Linked DNA regions of Homo sapiens: region 1 is linked to region 2. A link is an interaction called in ENCODE POLR2A ChIA-PET data of the cell type or tissue named here. Cell type or tissue: CD4-positive, alpha-beta T cell. All regions are shown on one strand. Each heading gives the region's core, and the rest is flanking DNA. Links, peaks and the distances in the headings are about the cores only.

Region 1 (8,805 bases), core at 2,054-6,053, 260 kb after region 2:
CCCATATATGCTCTGAAGAAACAAAAAGAAAGAAGAAAGAGATTTATGAAACTGTTTTAGTAATTTTGGAGGCTAGGGCACAACTACTTTTCAAGTGAGAAATAAAACTTCAGAAATATACAAAAAGCCTTTAACTGGTAGTTGAGGAAATGAACTGGAAATAATCTCTTTTCTCAGAAGTGGGACTTAGAAGAAGGGCTGTACAAAATGCCTATGAAGCAATAGGCAATATAACTTCTACTGCTGCATTGAAGTACCAAAAGTAAAAGTTGGTTTAATAATCTGCAAAATATAATGGTAAGACAGAGGTGGCTTCAGTTAACCTTCATCACAAGCTGAAGAAATCCATACAGTAAACATGCCCTAGCATATAAAAAAGTGTTAAATTCACAAGTACTCTGTCTACTTTTTAGTCTGCCAAAGTAATTCAAAGATAATTACTTTGTTTGAGAAATACATTTAGTGTTATCTTTATGCTAGGAAATGGATAAACTTGCAAAGGAGACAAAAGACAGTTGTCAGTCATGGGTTTTGTTTGTTTTTTTTTTTTTTTAGTTAATACTTAACAATTACACATATATAGGGAGTAAGTGCAATATTTTGATACATGCATACAATGTGTTATGATCAAATCAGGGTAATTAGAATATCCATCACTCAGACATTTATCATTTTTTTGTGTGGGGAACATTTTAAATCTTTTCTTCTGGCTATGTTGAAATACACAATAACTTTTTGTCTATTCACGCTACTGTGCTGTCGAAAACAAGAACTTCTTATTTAACTTAGAACACATCTAATTGTACAGTTGTACCCATTAATCAAGATTTCTTCACCTCCTTCTCTTCTCAGACTCTGGTAACCATCATTCTACTCTCTACCTTTATGAAATCAGCATTTTTAGCTGCCACATATGGGTGAGAACATGTAATATTTGTCTTTCTGTGCCTGGCTTATTTCACCTAACACAATGACCTCCGGTTCCATCTCTCTTGCTGCAGATGACAGGATTTTGTTATTTTTACGGCTGCATAGTATTTCATTGTGTATATATACCACATTTTCTTTATCCATTCATCTACTGATGGACATGTAGGCTGATACCATAACTAATATTGTAAATAGTGCTGCTGTAAACATGGGGGTGCAGGTATCCCTTGGATATACTAATTTTCTTTCCTTTGAATAAATACCCAGTAGTGGGATTGCTGGATCATATGGTAGTTCTATTTTTGCTTTTTTGAGAAACCATACTGTTTTCTTTAGTGGCAGTACTAACTTACATTACCACAAACAAGATATAAGAGTTCCCTTTTTCTGCATCTTTGCCAGCATTTTTCATTTTTTCTCGTTTTTGATGATAGCCTTTCTGACAGATGTGAGATGATATCTCATTGTGGTTTTGATTTTCATGTCACTGATGACTCGTGATGTAGAACATGTTTTTTCATATACCTGTTGGCCATTTGTATGTCTAGTTTTGAGAAAAGTCTGTTCAAATCATTGGATCACTTATTTAGTTGTTTTTAGAGACAGGGTCTCACTTTGTAACCCAGGCTGGAGTGCAGTGGTGCAATCATAGCTCACTGCAGTCTCAATTTCCTGGGCTCAAATAATCCTCCTGCCTCAGCCTCACAAGTATCAGGGAAAGCAGACATATACCACCATGCCTGGCTAATTTAAAAAAATTTTTTGTAGAGATGGGGTCTCCCTGTATTGTCCAGGTTGGTCTCAAACTCCTGGCCTCAAGCAGTCCTCCTGCCTTGGCCACCAAAATTGTTGAGATCACAGGCATGAGCCACCATGCCCACTTTTTAATGGGATTATTTGTGTTTTTGCTATTGAGTTGTTTGACCTCCTTATATATTCTGAATGTTAGTCACTTGTTGGAGAAATAGTTTATAAATATTTTCTCCCATTCTATAGATTGTCTCTTCACTCTGTTGGTTGTTTCCTTTACTGTGCAGAAGTTTTTTAGTTTAACATGGTCCCATTTGTCTATTTTTGTTTCCGTTGCCTATGCTTTTGAAGTCTTAGCCATAAATGACTTACCTAGACCAATGTCCTAACACGTTTCTCCTATGTTTATTTCTAGTAGCAGTTGAGTTTTGAATCTTATGATTTAATAAGATTTAATAAGTCTTTAATCCATTTTTGAGTTGATTTTTGTATACGGTGAGAGATACAGGTCTATTTGATTTTTCTGCATATGAATATCCAGTTTTCCTAGCACCATTTAAAAAGGATGTCCTTTCCCATTGTATACTCTTGGCACCTTTGTCAAAAGTCAGTTGGCTGTAAATATGTGGATTTATTTTTGGGTTCTCTGTTTCATTTTCATACCAATGCCATGCTATTTTGATTGTTACAACTTTGTAGTATATTTTGAAGTCAGATAGTGTGATACCTCCAGCTTTATTCTTTTTGCTTAGTATTGTTTTTGCTATTCAGGGTGTTTTGTGGCTCCATATGAATTTTAGGATTGTTTTTTCTATTTCTGTGAAGAATGTCATTGGTATTTTGATAGGGATTGCATTGAGTCTGTAGATTGCTTCAGGTAGTATGGTCATTTTAACAATATTAATTCTTCCAGTCCATGAGCAAGGGATGTTTTTCAATTTGTTTGTGTTCTCTTCAATTTCTTTCATCAATATTTTTTAATTTTCATTGTAAAGTTTTTTGCCACCTTAGTTAAATTTATTCCTAGGTAATCTTTTTAGCTGTTATAAATGGGATTGCTTTCTTGATTTCTTTTTTCAGTTAGTTCATTATTGGTATATAGAAAGTCTACTGATTTTGTATGTTAATTTTGTATCCTGCAACTTTACTGAATTCATTTATCAGTTCTAAGAGTTTTTTGGTGGAGTCTTTAGGTTTTTCTCTATATGAGATTATGTCATTTGCAAAGAGGGCCAATTTGACTTCTTCTTTTCCAACTTGAATGTTTTTTATTTATTTTTCTTGCTTGATTGCTCTGACTAGAATTTCCAGTACTATGTCAAATAGGAGTGGTAAACGTGGGCATTCTTACCTAGTTTCAGTTCTTAGAGGAAAGGCTTTCAGATTTTCCCCATTCAGTATGATGGTAGCTGTGGGTTGGTCGTATATAATCTTTATTATGTTGAAGTATGTTGATTCTATGCATGATTTGTTGAGAGTTTTTATAATGAAGGGATGTTGAATTTAATCAAATGCTTTTCTGCATCTATTGAGATGACCATATGGTTTTTGTCCTTCATTTTATTAGTGTAATGTATCATGTTTATTGATTTGCATATGTTGAAACATCCTTGCATCCTTGGGATAAATCCCACTTAATCGTGGTGCACTATCTTTTTGATGTGTTGTTGGATTCATTTCCTAGCATTTTGTTGGTGATTTTTGCATCTGTGTTCATTAGAGATACTGGCCTGTAGTTTTCTTTCTTTTGCTGTGTCCATGTCTGGTTTTCATATTGGAATAATGCTAGCCTTAGAAAATGGGTTGGGGAGAATTTTCTCCTGTTCAATTTTTTGGAGTAATTTGAGAAGAATCAGTGTTAGTTCTTCTTTATAACTTTTGTAGAATTCAGCAGTAAAGCCATCTGGTCCTGGGTTTTTCTTTGTTGGGAGACTTATTATTGATTCAACTTTGTTACTCATTATTGGTCTGTTCAAGTTTTCTATTTCTTCTTCGCTCATTCTTGATAGGTTGTATGTGTCCAGGAATTTATCCATTTCCTCTAGGTCTTCCAATTTGTTAGTGCAGAGTTTTTCATATTACTTTTAAAAGATCATTTGTATTTCTGTGGAATCAATTGTGATTTCTTCTTATTCACTTCTGATTTTTTTTATTTGGATATTCTTTCTTTTTTCTTGGTTAGTCTCGCTAGCAGTTTACCAATTTTATTTATCTTTTCCAAAAACTAACTCTTCATTGCATTGATTCTTTGTATTTTTAGGCTCTATTTTATTTAGTTTTGCTCTGGTCTTTATTATTTCTTTCCTTCTACTAATTTTGTGTTTGGTCTGTTTTTACTATTCAAGTTTCTTAAGGTGCATCATTAGGTTGTTTATTTGAAATCTTTCCACTTTTTTGATATAGGCATTTGTTACTGTAAACTTCCCTTTCAGCACTGTTTTTGCCGTATCTTATAGATTTTGGTGTGTTGTGTTTCTATTTTTATATTTTCATGGAATGTTTAAATTTCCTTCTTAATTTCTTTATTGACCCAGTGGTGTTTCAGGAGCATGTTACTTAATTTGTATGTATTTATACAGTTTCAAAGTTCTCCTTGTTATGGATTTCTAGTTTTAGAAATTGTGATCTGAGAAGATACTTTATATAATTTTGATTTTTAAAAATTTGTTAAGACTTGTAGTCTAACAAATGGTCTACACTAAAGAATGTTTCATGGGCTGATGAGGGGAACATTTATTCTATAGCTATTGGATAAAATGTTCCATAAATGTCTATAAGATCTATTTGGTCCACAGTGCAGATTAAATTCAATGTTTCTTTGTTGATTTTCTGTCTAGATGATCTGTCTAATGCTGAAAATGGGGTACAGAACTCCCCAACTATTATTGTATTTGGGTCCATCTTGCTCTTTAGCTCTAATAATATTGGCTTTATATATATGTTTAGAATTGTTGCATCCTCTTGCTGAATTAATATCTTTATCATTATATAATCACCTTCTTTGTCTCTTTTTATGTTTTTAGATTTAAGTCTATTTTATCTGACATAAGTATAGCTACTCCTGCATGCTTTTGGTTTCTGTTTGCATGGAATTTTTTTTTCCATCCCTTCATGATCAATCTATGTGTGTCTTTACAGATGAAGTGAGTTACTTGTAGGCAGCTATAGTTGGGTCTTGTTTTGTTATCAGTTCAGTAGTCTGTATATTTTAATTGGGAATTTTAAACCATTTACAGTCAAGGCTGTTATTGATAGGTGAGGACTTACTCCTGGTATTTTAATTGTTTTCTGATTTTTTGGTATGTTTTTTGTTCCTTTTTTCCTCTTTTATTATTTACCTTTACAATTTGGTGGTTTTTTGTAGCAATCATGTTTGAGTCCTTTTTCTTTCTCTTTTGTGAGTCTGTTGTGCCAGTGAGTTTTATACTTTTGTGTGTTTTTAGGATGGCAGATATCATCCTTTTGCTTCCAGATGTATGACTCTAAGCATTTATTGTAGAGCCAGTCTAGTGGTGATGAATTCCCTCCATTTGTGCTTGCCTGGGAAAGACTTTATTTGTCCTTCATATTTGAAGAATAGCTTTGCCGGATATAATATTCTTGGCTAACAGGTTTTTTGTTTTCTTTTTTTTTTTTTTTTTTTTTTTTTTTTTAGCACTTTGAATATATCACTCTATTCTGTCCTGGCCTGGAAGGTTTCTGCTGAGAAATTCTCTGTGACTGTAATGGGGATTTCCTTATATGTGACATGATGATTTTCTCTCACGGTTTATAGAATTCTCTCTTTGTCTTTGACTTTGACGTTTTAACTATAGGGAGCCTTGGAGAATCTTTTTGGGTTGAATCTATTGGGAGATCTCTGAGCTTCCTCTCTGGATCTCTATATCTCTTACAAGGCTTGGGAACTTTTCATCTATTATTTTGTTAAATAGGTTTTCTATGCCTTTGCCCATCTCTTCTTCCTCTGAAAATCCCAAAATTTGAATATTTGGTCACTTTATAGTATTGCTTTATATGTCATTAGGCTTTCTTCATTTTTAAAATTCTTTTTTTTTTCTTCCTTCCTTCCTTTCTTTCTTTGTTTCTGTTGTTGTTGTTGTTTGTTTGACTGGATTGTTTCTAAGTTCTTCCTGAACTTAAATTTCTGAATTCTTAATAAACTTGATCTAGTTTATTGTTGAAGCTCTTAATTATATTTTTATATCATTCATTAAATTCTTCAGTTCCACAATTTCTGTTTGGTTCTTTTTTTATAACATCTATCTCTTCATTAAATTTCTCATTTAGATCATGAATTGTTTTTTTTTAATTTCTTTGTAGTATTTATCTGTACTCACTGAGTTTCTTCAATATTATCATTTTAAATTCTTTTTCAGGCATGTGAAAGATTGTCTTTTCCTTGGGATCAGTTACTAGAGAATTGTTTGTTCCTTTGGATGTGTCATGTTTGCATTCTTTTCATGTTTCTTGTGTTCTTACATTGATATCTGCTCATCTGGTTTAATAGTCACTATTTTCAATTTTATGGGCTGGCTTTCTTAGGGAAGTGCTTTTTCTGTAGATACATTTACTACAGAAAACAAGGTCCTTTTGCTTTGGTTTTGGGTGGGTGCAGTAGTGTAGTTTCCATATGATTTCTTTGGCTGTAATCAGCATCAGTGGCATCTGTGAATTCCTCAATGGCTCAGGCTGCCAGTTGTTAGTAGAGGCTGTGGTAAGGCTTTTCTGGGGATGGGAATGCCAGGAGAGCCAGTCCTTAGGCATCAGTGGTGGTGGTGGGTTGGGCATACCAGGCTTCAGGTCCTCAAGTGGCATATGCTGGCATCACTGGAGGTGGATCCAGGCAGGTTGGTCCTTGGGCCTTCGGGTTGCGCCAAGTGGTGTATGTTGGTGGCAGCAGTAGCAGGGCAAGTGGCTGGGTTGTTGGGTCTTTCGGTGGCATTTGTGGTGCTGGTGGTAGCAGTAGCAGTGGTGAGCCAACTCTCAATCCCGTAAGCAGCATGCATGGGCACCAGTGATGGCAGTGACTGGCTGGGTGGGCTGATGCCCAGGTCCCCAAGTGGCACAAACAGGTAGGTACTGGTGACAGTGATGGCAAGTTGGGCAGGCTGGCTACTGGGCCTCTGGTACAGCACATGAATGCTGGTGGTGGGCTGGGTGGGCTCATCCTTAGGCCCCTGTATGATATGCATGGGTGTCAGTAGCAGTGGGCAAGGCAGGCTGATCCCCAACCCCCAGACAACATGCATGGGTGGCAGCGGCAGTTGAAGTGGATCAGGCCCCTGAACCATGTGTGTGCATGCCAGCAGTGGCAGACATGGTGGATCAATTTACAGGCCCCTGGATGACATGCATGGTTGGTGGTGGTGGGAGCAGCAGTGCGAGGGGTGGACCTGTCCTCAGTCTCCTTGGTGTGTGCAGGCACCAGCAGCAGGCAGGGTGTGTTGATTCCCAGGCCCCTGCACAATGCACTCAAGTTCTGGCAATGGTGGTAGTGGACAGGGTGGGCCTTTCCTCAGGCCCTGGGATGGTGCATGGGCACGCCAGTCATCAGGCTTCCTGAAGGTGCATGCAGGTGCATGATATCCCTGTTGCTAGAGGGAGTCAGGTTTTTTTCAGTTGTAGTGGCCCTGGGAAGGTGACTTTCAGGTTCTGGTGTGGGCACACTTTGGATCCCTTTGTCCCAGGAGCAGCTCCCTGGTGCACTGCACCATCCATTCCCCAGGGTGTGAGACATTGCATGGGCTAGAGTGCCGGGGACCCAGCTACACTTCTGGATCCATTCAGCATTGCAATGCTGCAGTCCTGTGAGTAGATGTGGGGAGATGTCAGCAGGACTTCAGGGATGTACAGATGCAGGGCTGTTAGGCCCCAGGGCAGGATACAGTCTGGTGGGGGTTGGGCTCTCAAAATGGCACCATGCTGCAGCTGCTTGCATCTCTGGAGTATATGGGACCCAGCATGAGCTCCCTTTCTGGAACAGCGCTGTCTTGTGGACTCCAGTCTCAGGGCCCACAAGGGCCAATGGGCTCTCCTATAGCTAGGACTGCAGGAATCCATGGTGGGAGTGTGGCCCACTGGGGCTTTCTCGCTTTCCTTTTACCTGCCTTGGAGAATTCCTCCTAGCTCTGAGCCAATCCTGGCTAGGCTGGCTGCTTTTCTTCCCTCTCCTTCCTTGCCTCAGAAGTTCCCTGCAACTTCCCTGATGAATTCCAGTATTCTCTCTTAGACACTCTATTTGAAGTATGATTATCGACTCATTGGTTTGGTCCTTCCTTGTGAAGGTGGTGAGTGCAGCATGCTTCTAGTCAGCCATCTTGAAAGCCCCTCATTTAATTAATCACATGCTAATCCTATGAGGGCAGCAGTATCCTCTGTTTACAGTCAATGAAATGGTGGCTTAGCAATATTAACCCCTTCCCCAAAGTTATTCAAAGTATTGGAGGCAGCTAGGACACAAAGCAAGGACTAGTGGGAGGTGAGGGTCTGGCCAGTCATGTTGTTCTTTAAGGAAGCACTTAAAACATAAGAATGCCTTTTGAGGAGGGTCTTTTGCTTTCTGCTGTAATATTGTATCTCCCAAAACAATCCCCTTCCCATACTTCTTCCAAGTCTGATGCTGGATAATCACCCAGAAGGCCAGGAGGACCCCACCGATCTAGAACTTGTCATGGTCCCCTATGCAGAGAACTGTTGTGCAACAGCAATTAGTATGTTATCAGCATAGACTGGATTTTGCAGTTTCAGATCATGTTTACAGTTAATACTATTTCAGTAATTATGTAAGGTAGAATAGGTTGATATCCTGTGGTGGTTTTTAGAAATCTGGTTGTTCACAACCAATTCATGACTTTAGGTATCCTAACAGATATCAAGGACCCATGTTTTCTCTTTTACAATTAACTATCTACACATAATTTTTTGTTCCATTCTGCATATTTTAAAAGCCATTATTTCTCAGTTTAAATAATCTGTATTGTTCAAGTAACAAAAAGATTTACAAAGATGCCAAGGACAGCAGAGTTGATATAAGTCATCTGTAACTCCTGCCGCTGTGTGCCCTAAGCCTTTCAGTCAGAACATGAGGGGACTTGGAAATTAAGTCACTCCTTGAGAGTTAACCCT
Region 2 (8,805 bases), core at 2,909-6,908:
AAAATACAAAAATTAGCCGGGCATGCACCTGTAGTCCCAGCTACTTAGAAGACTGAGGCGGGAGAATCGCTTGAACCTGGGAGGCGGAGGTTGCAGTGAGTCGAAATCGCGCCACTGCACTGCAGCCTGGGGGACAAGAGTGAAACTCCATCTCAAAATAAAATAAAATAAAATAAAATCGGATACATAAAGCAAGAGTGACAAAAACTTGATATTCCAGAACTTGGGTGGTAGGTATGTGGGGATTTATAGTTCTTTTCACTGTTTTGTGTATATTTGAAAAATTTCAAAATAAAAAGAGAGGCTGCCTTAGGTAAACAAAGACAGTATATAATACCCACAGTGTCAAAGCAGAAAGTATATGGACGCTCTCAAAAGTTATTTCTCTTATCAGACCAACTCTCCCTGCTTTCTTCCTGCCTTGGCTGATGATTTACCTTTTATTAAAATTCTCACATTCCAATACCTTGATTACTAATGGTTATATTAATCACTTTTATTTCATATTTCAATCAACAGATCAACATTTATTATTAGCCATGAATATGTGCCGCTGAGAACGTCCGGAAACCTCCTCCTCCTCCCGTTCTCCGTTCCACCCAGAGGAGTCGCTCCCCAGAACGGTCCTTTCTGCCTGGTAGAACCTCGTATCACCACCAGGGGGCGTGCCATCACTGAATTTGCTCCGCGGCTGCTTCAGGAAAGATAAAATCAGCCCCGCAGTCTGAGTAACTGGTTACCAGGGTTTCGGCGCACCCAGGACCGGTGTTTGTCATTGTTTAGGCACGTCTCTGGTGACTTCATTCCACTATACCCAAGTCTTTTTGGGGAAACAATTACCCTATTTGAACAGAACAAGTAAGGCAAATTGGTAACTGGAAGATGACTAGGTGCTTCTACAGGATGTGTTGGGACATCCTGTCTTCCCCTGGGGCTTAGCTTTGGGTGTGGACCCTTCCTTCTCACTTGATGGTTGGGAAAGGATACCCCCCTCTCTGCAGGGGCACAGCCCCTTCTTTGTCCTGGATAGGCCTGGCTAGCAGAGCAGGAGTGAGCTGGCCCGTGTGGACAGGGGCGTCACTGGGGACAGACGAGGGGCCTCGACCTTCAGAAGCCTCTGTGGCAGGGAAGACCCCGAAGATGGCGGGACCGCTCTAAACTGCCAGGCGCTCTGCAGGCTCGGGCGCCCATTCTCTTGCACACCCCTGGGCCTCCCGTTCCCTCTGGCCATGCACTGAGTGCCTGCTGGGCTCCAGGCCACCTTCCTGCTCCGTGAGCCAGGGCTTTAGAGGACACAGGGCTTGAGCGGGAGGATGAGAGAGGGAGGGCTTCTCTCAATCGCAGATCTGATCCTGCCACTTCCCGCTCAAGAAAATCCTTTAGAGGGGGCAGCTTCGGATGGCTCCCTGTGGCCTCCAGTAAAAAGCAGAAGCCCTGTCATGGCCTAGGGGCCTGCACAATCAGCCCCTCCCTCCTCGGTGCCACTCTGCGCTGCCCGTGTTCACTGCCCTCCAGCCCGGGCGGCCTCTCGGTCCCCACTGCCCTGTGCTCACCGAGATGCTGTTGGCTCTGCCTGAAGAGTTCCTCTCCTGGACCCCTCCGTGCTCCCAGCCAAAGGCCTCCCCTCAGGCATTCTTCCTGCATCCTGAGCTTTTCCTTGGAAGCTTCTGCCACAACCATAACCCCATGCTTCCGACTCCCCCACTAGACTCTGAGCAACACAGAAACAACAGCATTTCCATAAAACCTTTTGAAAAACTGAAAATACTCTACGCATCCATCACGACCTCAAGCAGTGAACCAGGTAGCTGAGGCTTTGCTTTCCAAGAAGACTCCAAGGAAAGTGGCACAAAGAGAAAGAAAGTATTTGGGAATGAGAACCCTTCCTGAAGCCTTGGCATCACACCACGGTCAGCAGTCTTCTTTCCCTGTGTGTAAAGCTGACCCTAGCCAGGGATCAAGGGAGATCAGAGCTTATGAAAGGCAGGAGTAACGGCTGAGCAGAGAAGTGGCAGGAGCATGATAGTCATAACCAGACTGCTCAGAGCATAGAGTCCAGAAGCACCCCTTTTGCCTCCCTCTATGATATCTCCCAGTCCCTCCCTGCTCTAGGCCTTCCTAGCAGAGCTATCACCAAAGGGGGCCTCTGGAGGAGAAAAGGAATCAATGTGAAAAATTAAATTCTGGCTACTGTTCCTCTATACATTCATATGTTCATTTAATAGACCAATGGGGTGGTGCATGTGCCAGGCACTGGGATAGGTGCTGGAGATGGCTTTGAAGAGCTCAGACATAGCCAGCTGATGGGGGAGGCCATTAGTAAGAAAATCATTATGGTGCAACAGAAGCACTTTAGCAGCTTCATGTACAAAGAGGACTCCACTAACATAGAGGGACAAAAGCCTGGACCTTCTGGGGATGGAGAGGAGGAAGGCAGGAAGGTGCTAAGTTTAGGGAAGATATACAGAGCAGGTGGGCATTTGAAGATCAGGTTAGCCGGTCAGCCAATAAATGCTTACTGAGTGCCTTCTGGGTGCCAGGCACCCTTATAGGTGCTGGAATGCATCAGGGAAGAAAACAGGCCCTGCCCTCATGGAGGTGGTATTCTAGTGGGGTGGCGGGGAGGGATGCCGCGCATAAATATGAATAAAAAATAGAATAAGTAAGTGCATTCTATAGCGGGTTAGAATGCTGTGGGGAAAATAGAACAGTGTAAGGAGGTCAGGAGAGTTGGAGAGGGGTTTAGCATTTTTGGGGAGGTGGTCAGGTAAGCCTCAAGGAGAAGGTGACATTTGAGCAAGAACTTACCATAAGAGAAGGAATAAGCAGAGCCCAGGTATGGTTACCTGGGGGAAGTGATCCAGACATGGGGAGCAGCCAGGGCAAAAATCCCTGACGCTACAATGTGCTGGCATGTTTGAAGAGCAGCAAGGTCAGTGTGACTGGAGCAGAGGGCAAGGAAGGAGGAGAGAAGGTCAGATTGCAGAGGGCCTTGTGGGGAGTTTTAAAGACCTGGACTTTGACTCTGAGAGAAATGTACCATCATAGGAGCAGCGGTATGCTGGCCAACTAGGTCTCAGAAAAATAAAAATAAAAAGCCCTGGTTTGTAGCATTTGCCAATTTCTGTGGTAAATCTCCCACCTTGGCCTATTTCAAGCCATGAGTGTGGCATTCCTGACCACAGATAGGGGAGAGATGTGCAGGATTGGCCCTCACTAACTAATGCTTGCCATTCCAGCCCACCTCTGCTTTGGAGAATTCTGAGCAGAGATATGACATGATCTGACTGTGTTGCAAGGAGGTCACTCTGGCTGCTGTGTTGAGAGCATACAGGGGGCCAGGGAAGCAAGGGCAGAAGCAGGGAACATTTAGGAAGCTCTTGCAGTGATTCAGGTAAGAGAGGACATGTTCAGAGATTAGGTATTCACTACCAATATGGTGACTCAAAGGCAGATTCTAGGTGTTTTCTGAAGGCAGCATATAGAAGCCCACCTGGATGTCTTGGCAGACAGGATGTGGGTTATGAGAGGAGAGCAATTCAGGGTGGCTCTAAGCTTTGATAGAAGTTTTAGGGGGAATGGGAGGAAAGGCATTCTAGGCATAGGGTACAGCATGTGAAAAGCCACACACATAAGCATACATTCTATTTGGGGACAGAAATGAGGAGTGTGGCTGTTGAACCAGTTATGTGAGCAGAGGGAGCAGATAGGGCTGGTAAAGAGGGTCCTGTTCAGGTGTACCCCAGACAGGAGCCAGAACTTCCAGGCAGTTTTGAAGATATTCCTCCTCCAGGACCGGGAGGAAAATTCTTTTTTTTCTTTTTTTGAGATAGGGTCTTACTTTGCTGCCCAGACTGGAATGCAATGGCATGATCATGGCTCACTGCAGCCTCCACATCCTGGGCTCAAGTGATCCTCTTACCTCAGCCTTCTGAGTAGGTGGGATGACAGGCATGCACCACCATGTCTGGCTACTTTTTAATTTTTTTGTGGAGATGGGGTTTCGCCATATTTCCCAGGCTGGTCTTGAACTCCTGAGCTCAAGTGATCCACCTGCCTCGGCCTCCCAAAGTGCTGGGATTACAGGCATGAGCCACCGCACCTGGCCCCACAGAGTCTTTCTGCACAGCACTTGCAATTGTATTCCAGGTGGATCTTGAACTTCAAACCCCATCTATGCCACAGAATAGTTATTACTTACTCAGATGCAGTCTTGGGATGTTTTTCCTACTTAGATGTTTTGTTTTCCCAGTTAGCCTGGTAGTGTGTGTTCAGGGGCTGACCTAGCCAGGGCTGAACTCACAGAGGCTCTCAGGGATATTTATTGTATTCAGATGACCCAGGCTCCAAAAAAGCAAAGAATAGATATTCAATGTTCACGCTCAGGGTCTGAAGGGGGTATCCATCTGTCTCCACCAAAGATGGAATTCCTTTAAAAGGACCATAAGTGTGTGTGTGTGTGTGTGTGTGTGTGTGTGTGTGTGTGTGTGTCTTTGTAGGTATGTCTGTTTTTGAGGATTAAACATATTAATAACAACTCTCATTTATTAGATGCCTACTGGGCACCAAGAACTTGATATTCTTATTGAAGCCTCACAACAACAACAGTGCAGTGAGGAATGTAATTATGGAATCTCTGATTAACAAGCTGGTCATTAGAATGACATGTGACTCCCTGATTCATTTTATCTTTGGAGATATTTGATGATTCTTACAGCTTATTTATTTGCAAAATAAATTTTATGAATTTATCCCCCTTACAGTTTTTATGAGCTTGCAAGTGTCTGTAATTCAAACCCAACTATGCATGATAACTAAGATTAATTTAAAAAAATACAAATGCATGTCTGCTTTCAAATGTTTGTAATGAATGGTAATATTAATAGATGGATAGCTCTAAGCCAAATGATTTTACTAAAAGAAAATGCTCATTTGAATAACTGCTAGATCATGAAGAATAAATCTTGAGCTAAAAGCAAAATAATGATAATAATGTCAGTTACAAATGTGTATTCTATGTGCTTTGGTAATTTGTCCTAAACTTACCCTTAGGAACACAAGTCACAAAATGCTTCTGTTGCTATGTTGATGCTCAGGATTGTAGAGAGACTTGCTCTGTCCTTGACTCCCTTCATCTACCTCTTGCCACACAGAGAAAGTCACACAAGAAATACAGCTGTCTCCATCCTCCACGTGGCATGAGCTGGGGCCAGGGCTCTTTGCAGTTCAGGTGGAAATCCCCAGGAAACAGCCCTCATAGACCAACTCTAAGCCAGGGTCAAATGAAGATGAGTCCTTCAAAAACAGTTGCTATTCCACAGTGCTGCTTGTGTGTACTGAGGGGGTTGCGATTGCATTGCTGACTGACCCTCACTTCCTTTCTGGACCTGAGAGCATTTCACAACAACAAAGGGTTTTCTAAGATAAAGATTCCAAAAAGCTGGAAAAGAGCCTCTGGCAGTCATGGGGTCGGTCATCAGATGAGCACTTCACTCAAAGTGTCCTTAGAAATAGTGACACTTCTGTTGATGTTTGGTTTCTGTCACCCTGGCAACAACTATCTCTAAATAATCCCTCTCCTGGGGGTACTTCTGAAAAAGAGTTGGGCAAAGGGCTGAGGGAGGAGGTTTGGCCATATTTTCCAACCTGGCGTGAAAGTGCTGAAGACTTTTCTGGGGAGAAGGTGAAGATTTAAATGGCCCTGCAGTGATTTGTTTATGGTTTATCTTTGTGTTTTACACTCCTCTCACTCCTACAAGGGATCAACAGGAAGTAGGCAGAGCTCCCAGAGCAGCTCTACCCACAGAGTAGGCATTCAAGCAGCATCTGTGGGTTGCATGGGATGGAGTGACATAATCTTAAAGGCGTTATAACATTTCTTTTTCAGTTGTTTTGCAGATGAGGAAACAGACAGAGAGGTTAAATTACATGGCCAAAGTCACAAAGCAGCTGAACCACAGAGCCCGCCCCAGGGCTCCTGAGCATCAGCTGCTCCAGCATGCTCCCAGTTCAGCCCAGCCAGCTGAGGTTCCTGAAGGGAGCACCGGCCTGTGGGTTTGCACAGGGCTCTCTGCCCCCAATGCTCTGCCTGGGCCAGGCTCCATAGGAGACACTGGCGCTTTGTGTCGCCCTCCTTGGCACAAGATGAAATCAGGTGGTCCCCATTCTTCCTGCCACACTCCGCCAAATCTATCTGAACACATTTCCTGTGCACAAAGCCAGCTTGCCAATTATCTGCTCCAATTAAGGAGAGAGAGATGTGGTTAATTCAGTCACCCCAGCGAGCTGACCAAGGCAAACGGTGAGGTTGGTATCACTGGCCGCAAGTCCTCTCAGTGGCCCTGTGCATGCTGCTTCCCTTGGCACTCCTTCCTACCCCCAGATGGCCAGTGTGGTTTCTTCACCTCCCCCTCTTTCCCTTTCTGAGCGCCTGGAGTTCCAGAGCTGTGTCGGCCCTGCCTCCCCCATATCAACAGAGAGTCCTATCCCAATCTGTGTCCTCTAATAAACTAGTGTGTGCAGAACAGTTCATGGAAGATCCTGGATTAATATTTAACCCTCAGAGAGAATTAGCTCTCAAATGACATTGCATAGGAGGCATCTTTTGCATTTGTGTCCAAACCCAGGCTTGCCATTGATGAATGTAAAAATCACTCCTGTTTTATTTGAAATACAGACCCCAAAGGCTTAGCTCGCTATTGTCAGTCCTTTCTGCCTCTTAGCACTAAAGCAAAGAAGGCAGACAAAGGGCTGAGTGTGTATTCATTGGTATCAGTTAGAACAACAGGCATGGTCAAGAGCAAAGCTCTCTCCCCGCTAAATTTGTAGGGCAATTATTATGATCCTGCAATTAAGTTTATAGATAATATAATCTACCTACACATAACTTCTCAAAAATAGAATCAGCGTAAGGCCTTCCCTGGAAAGATGCAAAGGAGAAATAAAAGGGAGTTAATTTATAATAAAGTAATATGTATTTCAATAAGGAAATGCTTAGAACTAGCTACCCGAGAAGATGTGATGAAGGAGTCAAATTCTATACTTATTCATACATCCACCATAAACAGGACAACTATAAACACAGATTAATACAGGTGTGTTATACTGAATACAGCTAGTGTTGCCAATGCTAATATAACTCTGTAAAAGGTGAACAAATCCTAGTAAAGGTCCAAAAAGCAAAGTTCAAGATTTATTTGTTTTATGTAACAGTTAAATTCATGGAAAATTAGGTATGTCTGAATCCACGCAAAAAATATGTTGTTTTTACATGGAAAATATAGTTAGGTTCAAGGCACAGGTAATTGATTATCAATATTTTGTTGTTGTTGCTTTGAACCCACATGAACATCTGGGACGGTACCTCCTAGGCTCTCATCTATTAAATCCAAGTAGTTTTCCTATTCATTGTGACAACCAAAAATGCAATCTCTCTAAAAAAAAATTCCAAAGTGCCCTTAGTACAGTGCCCTTCAACCCATGGAAAGCCATTCATTAGCAATTACCTTTGGTCATTACTACAGAGTCCTCAACTGACAATAGCTTAAACAAGATAGGGGTTTGTTTTTCTCTCAAATAAGATAAATTTGGCAGTTAGCAGTCTCAGGTTGGTGTGTCCAAGCCTCCTACCTTTTCTGCTTTAACACCCCTATTTAGCGTTGATTTCCATCTTCAAATCCATGGTAACAGAATGGTTGCTGAAGCTCCAACCATTGCATCTGTGATCTAGGTAGAAAGAAGTAAAAAAGGAGGAAGGCAGGAAGAGCAAAGCCACCTAGTAGATGAATTAACCTCTTTTAGAAGTATCCCTGGAAGTCCCACCCAACAACTCTCTTTATATCTCATTGGCCATCCCAGTCCTCAAAGCAGGCCTGGAAATAGAACTTTTTAGTTAGGTGCTTTGCTGTCTCTAATAATATTGGCTCTATAGTGAGAAAGCCAAAGTGAAGGGATATTGGGTAGGCAGCTAGCCATCTCTACCACATTGTTTCACCCACTGACAATGTCTGGGGAACCTCCTGCAGCCCCCAAACACAGATTCAACTCACAGGTTCTAAGAGAGGTAGGCAATCTTTTGGGTTGCTTGGGTTATGGGCTCAAGTTCCTGTGTGCTTCAATCTTAGGCTGCTATTTTATGCAAGGGAGCAGAGGGAAGGATCTAGTCACCATGATCCATTGTGACTAGATCCTGGTACTAAACTAAATCTTGGGACAGCAGACCCATCTGAGGATAAGGGGCTCAAAATCCCCCAAATTGCTTGAGTCTCTTCTGTGAGAAATCAAGATGCCAGTGTTTTATTTAGCCTCTCACACTTTTGACTTTAGTCATTCAAACGCATATAAGTTTGTGTGTTTTCCAGAGCTTGCACCAATCCTTTTGGAATTCTCCTAGGGTAGTTCTGCTCAGTTTTGCAAACATACAATGCAGTATGCCAGGGATGCAAGATGAAACCAACAAGTTCCCTTTTCTGGAGAGCTTACAGTCCAGGCATGGGGCAAGGGGAGAGAGTGGGAACACAGACAGGCCAGTGCACTCTGAAGTCAGTGCAGAAGGAGGAATGTGTCAAGCAGTGTCTGTCCATGACAGCCGCACAGTGCCATACCTAGAAAGTGCTCAATACATAGTTGTATTTTGACTTGTAATTCTTCTCTGTAATGCCAGGAGAGGACTCTGTTCTTTTCAGAGCTGAGGTTTCTTGGGCTGAGGAGTTACAGCTGCATCTATTGCTAAATGCTCTGTTTTCCCTTCCATTTTATTCCGTCAACTATGCCTAGAAAAAAATTACTGAAATATGTTTTTATTTT

What was found. Peaks named below come from ENCODE experiments on the same cell type or tissue, not always from the same donor. Only the 100,000 strongest peaks of a DNase experiment are listed, where the experiment ranks them.
Region 1: POLR2A ChIA-PET joins it to region 2 with 7 read pairs; 2 of 35 experiments call an interaction of 5 or more read pairs at or near these places.

Annotation. Positions count from the first base shown.
Region 1 is chr2:48,154,354-48,163,158 of GRCh38, reverse strand. All of the region lies in intron 2 of LOC105374593 (a long non-coding RNA gene), which reads left to right. Among named protein-coding and RNA genes, the nearest start is that of FOXN2, 160 kb to the left of the region's middle. RefSeq lists an enhancer at 6,380-6,879. In CD4-positive, alpha-beta T cell, for the core only: no CTCF peak of the experiment used is centred there; no DNase peak of the experiment used is centred there.
Region 2 is chr2:48,412,771-48,421,575 of GRCh38, reverse strand. No RefSeq gene overlaps it. Among named protein-coding and RNA genes, the nearest start is that of PPP1R21, 24 kb to the left of the region's middle. In CD4-positive, alpha-beta T cell, for the core only: no CTCF peak of the experiment used is centred there; DNase peaks (open chromatin) are centred at 5,225 and 5,885.